2 separate regions of the Homo sapiens genome follow, and region 2 is linked to region 1. Evidence: chromatin contacts called from ENCODE Hi-C or POLR2A ChIA-PET data. All regions are on one chromosome and are shown on one strand. Each heading gives the region's core, a stretch centred on a gene start or an enhancer-like site at or near the end of the contact. The rest is flanking DNA. Distances are from core to core; before and after follow the strand shown.

What was found. A loop is a pair of places that touch in the nucleus more often than their neighbours do. ChIA-PET counts read pairs that join two places held with the same protein, here RNA polymerase II (POLR2A). Pooled maps may share reads with other maps.
Region 2: a map of ascending aorta shows a loop between it and region 1 (2.8-fold over the local background). The contact joins the enhancer-like site here to the promoter of LINC02777 in region 1. A Hi-C loop is called at or near these places in 17 of 168 maps with a recorded cell type or tissue (HepG2, IMR-90, MCF 10A and 11 more) and 18 of 50 pooled maps. POLR2A ChIA-PET finds 5 or more read pairs at or near these places in 1 of 52 experiments (endothelial cell of umbilical vein).

Annotation. Positions count from the first base shown.
Region 1 is chr1:58,901,358-58,908,098 of GRCh38, reverse strand. LINC02777 (long intergenic non-protein coding RNA 2777) reads left to right here and starts at 3,961. Exons shown (of 5, transcript NR_183656.1): 1 at 3,961-4,531. RefSeq lists silencers at 3,868-4,117, 4,178-4,567.
Region 2 is chr1:59,060,122-59,066,851 of GRCh38, reverse strand. All of the region lies in intron 2 of LINC01358 (long intergenic non-protein coding RNA 1358), which reads right to left. Among named protein-coding and RNA genes, the nearest start is that of LINC01358, 43 kb to the right of the region's middle. Within about 2 kb of position 3,976, at least 16 of the 41 ENCODE cell types and tissues checked have a DNase peak (open chromatin) inside an H3K27ac peak, as active enhancers do; they include ascending aorta, endothelial cell of umbilical vein, heart right ventricle and 1 more, where a contact is called at or near this core.

The DNA of each region.
Region 1 (6,741 bases), core at 2,712-5,211:
CACCACTGCACTCCAACCTGGGTGACAGAGTGAGACTTTGTTTCAAAAAACAAAAACAAAAACAAATTTAAAAACTATTAAAGAAGGTTGATAAAGCTTTAACATTTAGCAACAACAACAAGCATGTTTGAACACTTCTTGTCACTTTCCTAAATATTTATTGACTTTCCTTTTGAAAGCATTTGTATTGCATATCCCCTTTCCAATATTCAGTGTTAAGGCTTAACAAGTCCCTAGGAACATTTTTATTCCTTTGGTGACTGAAAGTAAAATAAAGCAAAACCAAATCTTCTTGGGGAAATTTCTGTCCAAAATAATTCACTCCACAGCCTCTAGTTAAGAGCTTACTGTTCTCACGACTTGTGCAAGGAGATGCACAGAACACAATGTGGTCTAGTTGAGGGGACCCAGTGCTCAGTGGAGACAAAGCCAAAGAGGATCTGTGAGTGAATGAAGGTGAGTACCCAGTGCTGTGGGAGTGCAGATTAATTCTGTCACAGAGGAAGTGACAGAGGCTGCGTCTTGAAACGTGAACTGGAGTCCAACAGATGGCAAAACCTTGGGAAAGCAACCACTTAGACAAGCTCTTGTTTGGTTACCCAGTGCTAGAGTGACAATATAATTTATTTTCCAAATTATGGTACCTGATAATAAAAGGGGAACTATTGGCAATTATGTCAGGACAATGGGTGTAAACCAGAACCTCCTAGGTAAACCAGATGATATGGTGATTTTACTGTGTGCAAAGATTTTTATATCATGAAAAACAGGTCCCTGAATTGCATTTCATGCTTATTGAAACCTGTGACAAGATAGTATGTTAAAAATGCTCCAGAGAAGCCTTCCCCACCCTGGCTAACTTTCTGAAAAAATTGTAGATGTTTCCCTAACAATGCTTTTTAGTCCTATTGCTGGATTTTAGCATAACATCTATATGGCAAATTGTTCCAACTTAGGAACACATTGTTGTATTATCCTTAAATTCATTTGGTAGCAACTCAAGACTTTCCAAACCACACTGATAGTCAACCTTATAAGTTTTGATCTTCCAATAATGCTTTGGGGACCCACTCAATGCTTCAAACTTCAGTGCTTCTAGTTGGTGTTTTTTGATTTGTTTAGCTGTGTTCGCAGTTGTAATTCCATAGAGGCAGCAAAGGTTCTCTCTTAGCTGGGACTATTCAGGAGTGGGAGAGGAAAACCAATGCATTTTAACACAGGATTGATGTTTTCATCTAGATGTGACATCTGTGGTGGTGTGCTATGGGGCAGGAGGAATAGCATGTGCAAAGGCATGGAAGCAAGAGCAAGCTTAGAGTATTCAGGGGACTATGCGAGATTCTCTGGCTGGGAGTGGAGCTGGGAATGTGGTAGGAGAAAACGTGAAAAAGGTGAGTTAGTACTAGATTGTGGAAGGTCTTGAATGCCACCCCAAGGAGTCCGGACTTCATCCTGTTGGGAAAGGTGAGCCTCGGGAGCTATTTGAGCAGGATATTTGTGGTTTTTCATTGTTTGTTTGTTTGTTTTTAAAGACAGTAAACTGAATAAAACCTGGAGCCAATTTCTCCCTCCAGTTTTGCAGGTCTGATTTAGCCTAACTTTTTGCTAATGTGTTCGCTGCCTCCACCACACTCCAAACCCTACCTCCAAGGAAATGTATCTCAATTGACTGGGAATTATAGATGCACATTTCTGATGCTTTGAGTTCAGCCCACTCCCAATCAAGGCTGTACTGAAATTCCTTAGCATCCCACAGCTCTGTCCCCAGGCAGGACCCCATCAGTGGGGGCTGGGGGTGAGGCCCAAAAAAGTAGGAGCAGAGGCTTCTGTCCTCTGGCCACCCAATTGTAAACTACTCCTGAGACCCTCCCTTGGTGGAATTCATATTCTCCCTTTTCTTAACCCTTAATACAAATCATGTCTTCCTGGAGCCCAAGTGCAAAGTCATGAATGAAACTCACGTAAAAAGGCAGCTGTACCCTTTTTGGCTGTTCAGGATTCTTAATAATGAACAGGCTTGAAAGACAATAGGTTCTTTGTCCCCAGAGGTATCGAAACAGGCATGTGTTAGAGAGGATTCTTGCAGGCCTTGGGAGCCAAAGCCTGACAAGTGATGATCCTACATCCCACCCAACTAGTTACAAGCTTGTTAACCTCTAGCCTCTGTTTCCTCAGCTATAGAAAGGGGATCATAGTAGTGACTTCTTTACAGGGTTCTTGAGAATACTAAACAAGACAATGATGGCACTTGGCCCAATGCCAGGCACTAAGACCTGCCCAGAAAAAGCTGGCAATTATCAAAACTGGTACAATCCTCTACCTCTGAGTTCATGGTAGCCAGTGGTTGAGCTTCATGCTTCCAGGGGCAAACCAGTCATTTATTTTTTAGTGTGACCGCTAACTGGGAACATTACACAAGCAAAGTCCTAGAGGCACAGAATTAATACACTGAATATTACCCTTTGAAGTCATCTAGCAGCGGGAGCCAAACTTATCATTTTGCAGAAGGGGAAACAGATTCAGACAGAGGGAGGAACAGGCCCAATCCAAACATAAAGTTAAAGGCAGAGCCAGGATGAGAACCTAGGTCTCTGATACCTACTCCTGCTCTTAACTCTGCAACATGCTTTCTATCTCACTATCTTAGTAAGCAACATTCAAGACCTTCACGATTCCGTCTTCATTCAGTGAACATCTGATTACTTAGAGGTTCAAATTGCTTTCTATATCTTAACTCATTCAATCCTTATAGCAACCCCACAAGGCTGATCTTATTGTCAATCTCCATGTTGTAGATAAGGACAGTGAGGCTGAAAGGGGTTAAGTCACTTGGTTAAGGCTCACAACCAGTAGGTAGTAAAGCCAAGATCTGAAACTGGACAGTTGGGCTCCTAAGCCTGTGCCCTTAACCACAACACCATATTGACCCTTCAAGAGTGAAAAAGTATGTGGCGTCTGCCTTAGACAGGCATACTCCCCAGGTGGGAGACACAACCTGCAATAAGTGTGTGCAACCTCATACTATGGGCACCAAGAGAAGAAAGGAAGGAAGGATTAATTTTACAGGGGGAGGAGGGAGAGAATCAGGAAAGCTGCCTGGAGGAGGTGAGCTTTATCCAGTTTCCAGAGCTGACTCACTTTCCTCCAGGTTTCTCTGCAGATGGACGAGTCTTTGCTGAGGCAGGCAGGTAGAAAGGGACTGGAGCTTAAGGGATGCAGTCAAGGAAGTCAGTGAGAGAGGGAGGGCAGGACATTAGGCTTGAAGTGTGTGAGGTGGGCAAGTTAATGAACCTCCAAGAGCCTCAACTTTCTCATCTGCAGAATGGGGATGATAACACCCACCTTCTGAAGCTGTTTGAATATTAAATGAGATAACGTGTATATACTTCCCGACCCAGTATTATTCCTCTTTATTTACCTTTCATAAAACTATTTCACTCACTAAAAATAAATTTAATTGAGCATATTTTTGACACAGTAGCATTAATAATCTTGAGTGTCATTATCAGTCATTCATAATAACAATATAATGAATAATAATGTTAATTGCCATTGACAGCACTAAGTGCTTAAAATGTATGATCCGTATTTATCCAATCTAATCCTCAGAATGTATCTTAAAGATAGGTAAGGCGTCATTATCCCCATTTTACAGATGAGGATAATGAGGCTGAGAGAGATGGAGAAAGATATACAAAGGTCACCCAGCGAGGAAGCGGCAGGATGGGTATTCAGACCCAGGTCTGTTGGTCCCAGAAAAATGTCCCCCCACACAGAGGATGTCCCGTGTTTGCAGTTCATGTTGGTCTTGGCCACGTCCCTCCGCTCTTTCTCAGAAGGAAAACAAACATTCTAAGAGGTCTGCTAGGCCGAGGGAACGCGAACGCCAAAGAGAGGGAGGGAAGGGGCTGGCCGAGGCCGGAGGATGGGCCCAGACTGGGAGGGTGGAGCCGGCTCCTCGCCCCGAGCCCGACAGCCGCATAAAGCCTGCTGCTTTCACTGGCCCGGTGGGGGCCAGCAGGGTCAGGGCCCGCGGAAACCCTCAGCCTGGCGGGCCGGGAGGCCGCGGTGCTGCACTGGCTCGGCGCGCTCCCCGAGTGGCGCTCAGGCGGGGCGCGTTCATTTCATCTACAGACTGTCGGGAAGGCTTCCCGAACTCCTCCTCCCTGCCCGCCTTTGCGCAGGGCCGGACTCTTCGGAAACTGAAATCACGGGCCGCCCGGCCCCCACCAGTCCTCGTGGGATCCGGCCCGGGTTAACCTTCTATGGGGAGGCCCAGGAGGGCCGGGCGGAGCGCCGGGGCGGGCGTGCGCTGACGTGGCGAGCGGCTCCCTCCACCCGCTCCTCCCGCGGGCACTGCCGAGGCCCATGGGCGGGAAGCCGGGCGGCGGGCGGGACGTGGCCTCGGTCCCGGCCCTGCCCCGCCCCGCCGCCACTGAGACTCCCAGCGCCACCAACGTCGGAGTTGCAGTTTCTTTAGCTGTCATATGCAGACAAGTACTACCCACCTCGCCTTTGGAGTGAGCAGCATGTATGTACGGTACCTGACACCTAAGAAATGCTCAATGTATGGTCCCTACATGGTGTCACTGTGATTGTTGTCGTTGTGGTTACGCTGGGTTGGGCAGCTCGCCTTGTGAAATAATGAGCTCCCATTGCTGAGACCGTTCAGGCACAAGTTGAATGAGTTCGGGGGACAAAAAGAAATACGTTAGAACAGGAAGTCCCCCAAATTTGGCATCCCTCAATACCGATCTGGTGACTTCAGAATCACCTGGGAAGCTCAAACAGCACCTCAGACCAGGGATCGAAATCCCGGAAGGCAAGCTCGTCTAAAAGTACAGCTTCATGTGTAAACCACTGATCTAGGCCAATAGTCCCTGCACTTTTCATCTTCAAAGACCCTTCTGTGATTCCCTCCTGCCCCACTGACTGCACAGTGTAAAGTATGTTGTTGACCAAACTAGATTTAACTCACAATTAATTTACTCTCTAACTAAATTATTAATCAAAGCCCCAGAGTTCATTAAACAATTATTGAATACCTACTGTGTGCCAGGCACTGTGCTGGACACTGGTGGTCTGGCGGATAGACAAGGACTCTGTCCTCATGGACTTACCAGTCTGGGGAGGGAAAGCAGAAAATGAACAAGAATTCAAATACTGACACTGAAGCCAAGAGAATCCAGCTGAGCTGAAGGCACCCAATATTCCTACAATGAGCAGATATGGGTGTATCAAAAGCAAAAGCAAATAGAAGCCTGGCACGGTGGCTCACATCGGTAATCCCAACACTTTGGGAGGCCGAGGCAGGCAGATCGCTGCCTGCCTTAGAATATATTGTGATAGAGAAGAGTCCATGAGTTCAAGACCAGCCTGACCAACATGGTGAAACCCCATCTCTACTAAAAATACAAAAATTAGCCGAGCGTGGTGGCGCACTCCTGTAATCTCAGCTATTCAGGTGGCTGAGGCACAAGAATCCTTTGGACCCGGGAGCAGAGGTTTCAGTGAGCTAAGATCATGCCACTGCATTCCAGCCTGGGGGACAGAGTAAGATTCTGTCTCAAAAAAAAAAAATGGAACTGTATAATTCCCCTGAGAAAGGTGGGTGTACCCCTCAACACACAAGCACACATGCATATACCACAGCATTATTATTTTCATGGATCCCAAAAGGTCCAGGTCCTAGATGAAGAACATGTAAGGCCTCATGAAGAAAGTGCCTAAAGCCGGCATACAGGAAGACCCTGTAGACCAGATTCCTGCCTATGTGACCAGTTGCACTGCCTGCCTCACCTGTGAGGAACTACTAGCAGCTGCCCCCAAACACTCCAAGTAGAGTAGCTGAGAGGATGGGCTCTGAAGCTAGGCTGCCCAGGGCTGAATTCTAGCTCTATTCCTTACTAGCTGTGTGAGCAAAGGCAAGGTGCCTGTTCTCTATGTGCCTATGTTTCCTCTTCTATAAAGTGGTCTGAATAATACCTACTTCACAGAATTGACATGGGAATCAGAGAGATGGCACTTAAAACAGGTGGTAAGCACTCAATATGTGACCCCTTTTTTTTTTTTAACCTTTGATGCTCTCTCTCCCTGGAGTAACCCCTTTCCCCCTTTCTCTGCCTGGAGAGCATATCAGCCCAATGTCCCTTCCTTTCCAGAGGCCTCCTTGCTTTACTTCATCAAGTAATTTGATGCTTTTCCTCTATGTTCTTGTGGCTCTTTTTAGACACCTCTTAAGCACCCGTCATATTGCAGTCATTTGTCTTACTGTTGTGTAGGTGTTTGCCCTCTTCACTGGATTATGAGTTCTTAAAAAGCAAGGGCCAGATTTTATATATCTTTTCATCTCTAGGGACAAGACAGTCCCTGGAGTAAACAGTTGACACTATCTGTTGAATTAATGAGTGGACAGATGGATGATGGATAGATGAGTGAAGTGACTTGCCCAGGATCACAGAGTTTAAATCCAGGGTCTCTGTTTAATTTACGTTGGGAAAATTACTCTTCTGAGCCTCTGGTTTCCCATCTGGAAAACAGATTTGATAATAATGGCTCCTACATCTTGGCATGGGAGGGTTCAACAAAGTACACATAGGGAAGTATTCAAGAATATAAGCTCTAGAGTCAGATTGCATGGGTTCAAGTCCCAGCTCCACCACTTATGAGCTGTGTGATCTTTGATAAATTCTTAACCTTGCTATGCCTAGAGGAGGCAGAACACATTAATGAGCTGTTCAG
Region 2 (6,730 bases), core at 2,727-5,226, 160 kb before region 1:
AGGGAGGGCCTGGGCTGCTCAGGGAAGGCCTGGGCAGGTGATGCCTAAACTTAGTCCTGATGATGATGCACACCACAGCTTTGTGCTTGAATTTGGACTCTGATGTGAGACTGTGTTGAATCCCACTCTATCACTTATTAACTAAAACCTTGAGTAAGTTCATCTGTGTGTCTGAATAAAAGGCAACATTTGTTTTTGTTTTTTCCCCCTTTAAAAAAAAACAAAACTGTGCTTCAGAAAAGAGGGAGTGACTTTACATTCGACTTTTTACAAGAGTCAGTGTTTCATTAAACAAAAAGATATGACATTACCTTGAGATAATTATCCATTAATTGGATGTGTGATGCCTTTGAAAGAAGTCACTCACCCAAGGTCACATAGCCAGAGGCTGGTGAAGCCAGAATTGCACTTTTCTCCATAACCCACCTCTTAGCTATTAACCACATCATTCTTGCCTACTGGCTGCTTCTCCCTGGTGCACATTCCCTGCCCTGTGAGCTAATTTTCAGGCAGAACTTCTGATGCTTAGTACTTTGCCTTTACTGTGTATTTTTCACTCAGCCTGCACCTTTGGCCTTGGTATCTCCCAACGTCTCAGGCAAAGACTCAACTCCAGCTCTGGGGCCCTGGGGAGCCCTCTTATGTTCTGGCCCCTTTGCTGATTGATGCTGAACTCAGCCCTTTCTTGAATCAGACATACCCCAATCTGAGCATGTTTTCAGATCAAGAGGAGGGGGCAACACTATATACCCCAGACATGCCAACAAGCTGGGATGATTCCATCTGCGTGAGAGAGCAGAATTCAAACTCTGTAAACAGCTGGCCTGCTTAGCATTTGTACGAGCACTCGCAACTCAATTATAGGCAATTCCCTTCTCCATAACACACCAGCCACCATTTGACTCATCTGCCACCTGTATAAATGCCAAGCGATACGTAAGGGATTCCCAAACCTTTCCTCTGCCCCTCCCTGAATTTCCAGAGACGCCCTGACATCACTAGCTTTACCTGTTTTTTCACCCTCACTTGTTCCTAAATCCACTTTGAGCTTTCTCTCAAACACTATGAGAATATGATTCAGGGCCTAATCCAGGGCTGGTGAGCCCAGTTCCCAGCCTGCCAGTGCCTTAACTTACCTAGCAGTATTGAGCTGTATTAAAGGACTAAGACTCACCTTCCATGTTACCCTGAGACTTAGAAGATATTTTCTTATAAAGTACAGAAAAATGGAGAGGCAGCCTGAAGTCATGATTATTGGGATTCTAAAGATGGGAACTGGAGTCCTACTTCTGGTGCTGATAGGCTGTGTGAACTTTTGGCAAGTGATTCCCTCTACCCCTCTTGTTTCCTTCACAGTGAAATCCAGAATTTGGCTCGATGACATGAGGGCTTTTCAACTGCTAATATGTATATAAGTCACCTGAGCATCTGTTAAAATGCAGATTCTGATTCAGTAGGTCCAGGGTTGTCCTGAGATTCTGCATTTCTAACAGAATCCCAGGTGAAGCTAATGCTGCTATACAGTTGGAGTAGTAGGGCCTATATATGATTTCAAAAGCTCCCTCCCACTCCTGGTCTCCGTGTATCACATACTCTCTTAGTAACAATAACAGCTCCAAAGGGTTTAAATATATGCTTATACACACATTTATTAAATTACACATATCATAGGTCGTTAAACCATCAAACAATACAGAAATATAAAAACACAGAATGCGGAAGCACCCTGGTAACTCTACCTCCCAAGAGAACTATTGTTAATGGTGCAAAGTACTTAAGAATATGAGGACCCATACAAAAGTTTACGGCCTTCAGCTGTCCCTGCCCAGTGTGCCTCCAGTATGTTTTCTGGAAGGAGTTAAAGTTTCTTCTCTAGCTCAAAGTCACTGCAACACCCCAGTGTGGTAGATGACAAGGTGGCAAGCTTGGGCATATTAAGTGGAGGACCAGAGCTCTTTGTGTTGTATTCTTCTATGGGGATTTAGAGGTTATGGTTACTTCAGAAAGGGATCTTCACAGAGCTAAGGAAGGGAGAATGAAAATACAGGCTCAGAAATCCAGTCACCTGGGGCTTTCCAAATAGGGGCTTTTTCCTCTTTAATCTTTCTGTGGGGCCATTGCCCACTTACTAGGGGGAAAGTTTGGTGCATGTTTTCCCTAGAAAATGTCCTGTGACATCAAAGAGTGACCTAATGGAACCAAGAACAATGAGAATTTCTTTAGCAATGGGGGCTCAGGATCAACTGGGTCCTGGCTATCCAGAGAAGAATCCTTAGCCCAAGGTACACAGGAGAGAGGGAGATTTTATCTTCTGCCACTTCAAGCATGCAGGTGAGAGGGCCAGATGCAGACTCTGCTCCTGCATATACCCTATCCTATTTAAAATGGTTTCTCCTAGGAGTTTATAGCCTAGAATGTGCTCATTGAATACTTGTTGAATGAATGAGAATCCTAGAAATTTCTATCACTCAAAGAGAATTTAAATGATCATAAGTAAAGGTGTTTGCGTGAATTCATTTCTAGTTTATTGAGGATTTACTAATAAGGATAGGGCTCTTGATAAACATTTTGAGGAGACAGTACGATATAGTAAAAAAGACCCCAGGCTTGAAATCAGAGAGACTGAATCCCAAGTCTACCATTTGTATATTGTTCATCTTTCAGCAAGTGATTGACATTTTTGGGCACTGTTGTCTTCAATGGGGAAAGAATGATTTTTGTCATTCTCACAAGATTAAACAAGATAATGGCTTGAAAGAACTGTATTGAGATGTACAGATGTCAACACATTATTATTATGGGGCATTAAAGGAAATTAAAGAATATTCCAAATTACTGTCACTTGAATTGGGGATGGCTTCACGTACAAGTGATGAGGATATTATCTCTCAGTTTCAGTTACAAATTCTTTCACCCCCATACTCTGTTTTGAGACACTGGGCTGGGACTCTACAAACCAAATTCCTTCTTTGTCAGCAGCTCCCTTTTAGGCCCTGACAACAAAGGATGCTTGAGAGAGACCGTATGACAGGAGGAGGAAGAAAAGACTGGCTGCTTCCTGTTTGCTTCCGTTTCTGTCACCTCAGGCTGGCTTCTTCACACTGGCAGCAGCACTTCCTTCCAGTTGAGTCCAGTTTGCAGTTTTCCAATACATGGAGGAGCAGCCTTGTTGCATTCCCTCAGAGACACCAACATAGCTGCTGGAGTTTCCTCCAAAGAGGTCTGGCTTCCAGCTCCACAGAACTCCTCTTCCTAGCCCAGAGACCTCAGCACCAGCTGAGCAATTGCTATGCATTTTTGACCTGTATTCGAGTGCTCTGGGGCTAATCCTTCAAGTTTCTGCCTTTTAATCATTCTAACCTCTCCTTTTGTTTCCTCAGCAGTAGGGGTTGTTAACTATTTCCTGTAATTGCTAACACTTGTTACTCTTTTTGTTATTATAGTTCTTTAGCACTTAGTTAACAATTCTTTATGTCAAATTCTCTCTTAAAAGTAAGCGAAGTGTTTTTTCTGTATCCTGAACCACTGCACAAATGGACATATTAGGCTAGGTTTGGAGAAGAAATAGGAGGAGAACTGGTATAGAAAAGAGCTCAGGAAACTCCAATAGTCCTTTATAAAGGTTCTTTGAAAAATTCTAGAACGTTCCTAAGGTAAGTAGCTTCTGTGATGGCCCCCAATGATACTTACATGCTAGCATTCATGGCAGGATTGATTATGCCACTTCTAAGATTAGGTTATTTAAAAAATCTGTAGCTTCCATCTTAGGTACTCTCTCTTGTATTGCCAACTTTGGGGAAAACTAGCTGCCGGATTATCAGGTGGTCCTATAGAGAGACCCACATACTGTGGGGCCACAGCCTGCAAACACATGAGTTAGCTCGGAAGCAGATCACCATCCCTGCCCCTGATAGCCCTCAGATAAGACTGCAGCCTCAGCTGACTGCTTACAACCTTGTGAGACGTTAAGTCAGAGACACTCAGCCAAACCACACCCAGATTCCTGACTCACAGAATTGAGATTAAAAACGTTTGTTATTTTAAGCTAGTAAGTTTTGGAGTAAGTTGTTATGCAGCGATAGAAGACAAATGAAGTTTCTTTTATTGAGAAACTATGGAAGGACGAAAAGAAAATATTTTTCCAACTTTATTTTCCTAATCAGTGAATATAGAAAACTGATTTAAGAACCAGCAGTTGTATATAATTATATTCCATTGATATTCTTTCAGTTTCTAAGATTTTACTTTCTCCAAACCTTAGTTTGTTTCTCTTTCTGTCTTCCTTTTTAGTGAAATATATGCTGTTGGAGAGGAAACTGGGGCAGAGAGAAATAATACATATTTCTAAATAATCTTCTGGCTCTAATTTACCCACAGGCATACCCTGAGCTAGGTATTAAATAAAGAAAAACTGTATATTTCAAACCCTAGCTCTCATTTCTAAGGCACTTACAAGTTAATTGAGATGACAAGACACGGACAAAATTAAGTAACCTAAGGAGACCAGGACTAATCAGGATTCTTGTTTGCAAACAGTGTATTTGTCATGGTGGGTTAACATCTTTAACAGGCAAACACAAAGTGTCAATGCTTGGACATTATGTACAACTTTATTTCTTGGCATGAAGGGACTGCGAGGCAGGAGGGGCTGTGTTCTATGTACTTACTTAAGAACCCGGAGCTCTGGGTCCTCCCATCTTGTGCCCCTGCCTTCCTCTAAGTGACATCAGTGAGCAGCTGGGGAAAGAGAGCAAATAGCTGATGAAGTGGGAAGTTTTTGTGGGCTAGCTCTGGAAGTACATCACTTCTTTTCATATTCCATTGGCCAGAATTCAGTTATACAGAGCCAAAGAACTGCAAGGCAGGCTGGGAAATGTAGTCAGCTGTGTGTCCAGGATGAAAAGGAAGTGAGGTTGGGTGAACACATAAATGCAGCCACAAACAAACAAATTCTTGTTGAATTCAACAGAAAAAAGTAAATTGAAGTGGTATTTGCATAGCTACTGCTACCAAGTAGAGTTGTGCAGGTTTTGTCCAGCAGAAAGGTCCTGGGTGAGGGTGAGTGAAAGCTGTGTTCAGCTTGAAGAAAGGTTTGCTTCTTTCTAATGATCTACTAAGAGGGACGCGCCTTTAAGAAACCCATACAAAGGCACTATGTGTGTTAGGACACCCTGTATCTATCTTACAGAATCAACAAGAAGGCACAAAGGTGAGGCTTGGATATCAAGCAGAGCCCAATGCTGGTCAAGAACAATCTATTACAATGTTGCTGGTGACCCTGCCACCACTGGGCATTCACTGCCATGTGACAGGACCCTGACACCCTGGAAGCTGTGTCCTTACATGGTAGAAATGGGTCTAGCTGCCTCTCTGGGGTTTCTTTTATAAGGGCACTTGTAAGGGTGGAACACACATGACCTAATCATCTTCCCACAGGCCCCACCTTCTAATATCATCACCTTGATAATTAAGTTTTAACATATGAATTTTGGGGGACACAAATATTCAGACCATTGCATCCTCTTATTGTTTTCTCAGATCACTCCAGGGACCACTCATCTGGGTTCTCTGAGAAACAGACAGACACCAGATAGGCTTCAATGTGTGAGAAATTTATTAGGGAAAGTGCCTACGAGAGACAAGGGAAAGGAAGTTGGGAGTGTAGGAGAGAATGCAAGTGATGCAAGTGCAGAAGAGAGGGGGGATTAATGAAGGGAAATTGGGCATTAAGGGTCTAGATTGCAGTGCACCTCTAAGAGAAGTATGGCAATGTTGTTGGGGAGGCCTGAGCTAATGTTGGCTCATCAGAGGAGCCCCCGATCTCCCCAGGACCTGACCTATTTTAGTACTCCCAGAGTGCTCAGTGATTGGCTGGGAGCAGCAGTGGGAGCATGGCCCAGATGCAGGTGCAGAGATGGATTCCAGTGCCCAGCAATGAGGGCACTTATGCTGCATGTAGTTTGAGATCTGAGGAGCCCATTGTCATGGCCACCATAGCAGCAATTAGAATGCTCTAAATCAGTGGCTGGACTCAACTGTTTAAAGATTAAGCTTCAGTCATCATTCCAAAGAGTGAAGGGTAAAAAGCTCCCTGCAGGTGAAACCCTGTCTGTACTAAAAATACAAAAATTAACTAGTCATGGTGGCACGCACCTGTAGTCCCAGCTACTCAGGAGGCTGAGGCAGAAGAATTGCTTCAACCCAGGAAGTGGAAGTTGCAGTGAGCTGAGATCACACCACTGCACTCCAGCCTGGGTGACAGAGTGAGACTCCATCTCAAAACAAAATAAAACAAAACAATCTCCTAACCCACGTATCTTTAAAGTCATTAACTTCATTAACAAAGCCCTATTTATAATTTCTATTATGATAACTAATAAAACTTCTGGTGTTGAACAGAGATGAAAGTAACTGAAATGGCTCTGGAGTGGCCTTTTGAGTAAATGCTGGCTTAATACTCCAGCAGTGTGTTTTCCTGCTTAGGGTCACTAGACATCCATGATGTAGAATAAAATAAACTGATATGGTTTGGGTCTGTGTCCCTGCCCAAATCTCATGTTGAATTGTAATCCCCAGTTTTGGAGGAGGGGTTTGGGAGATGATTGGATCATGGGGTTGAATTTCTGCCTTGCTGTTCTTGTGATAGTGAGTAAGTCTAATGAGATCTGGTTGCTTAAAAGTGTATCACACCTCCCCCTTCACCCTCTTTTCCTTCTCTGGCCATGTAGGA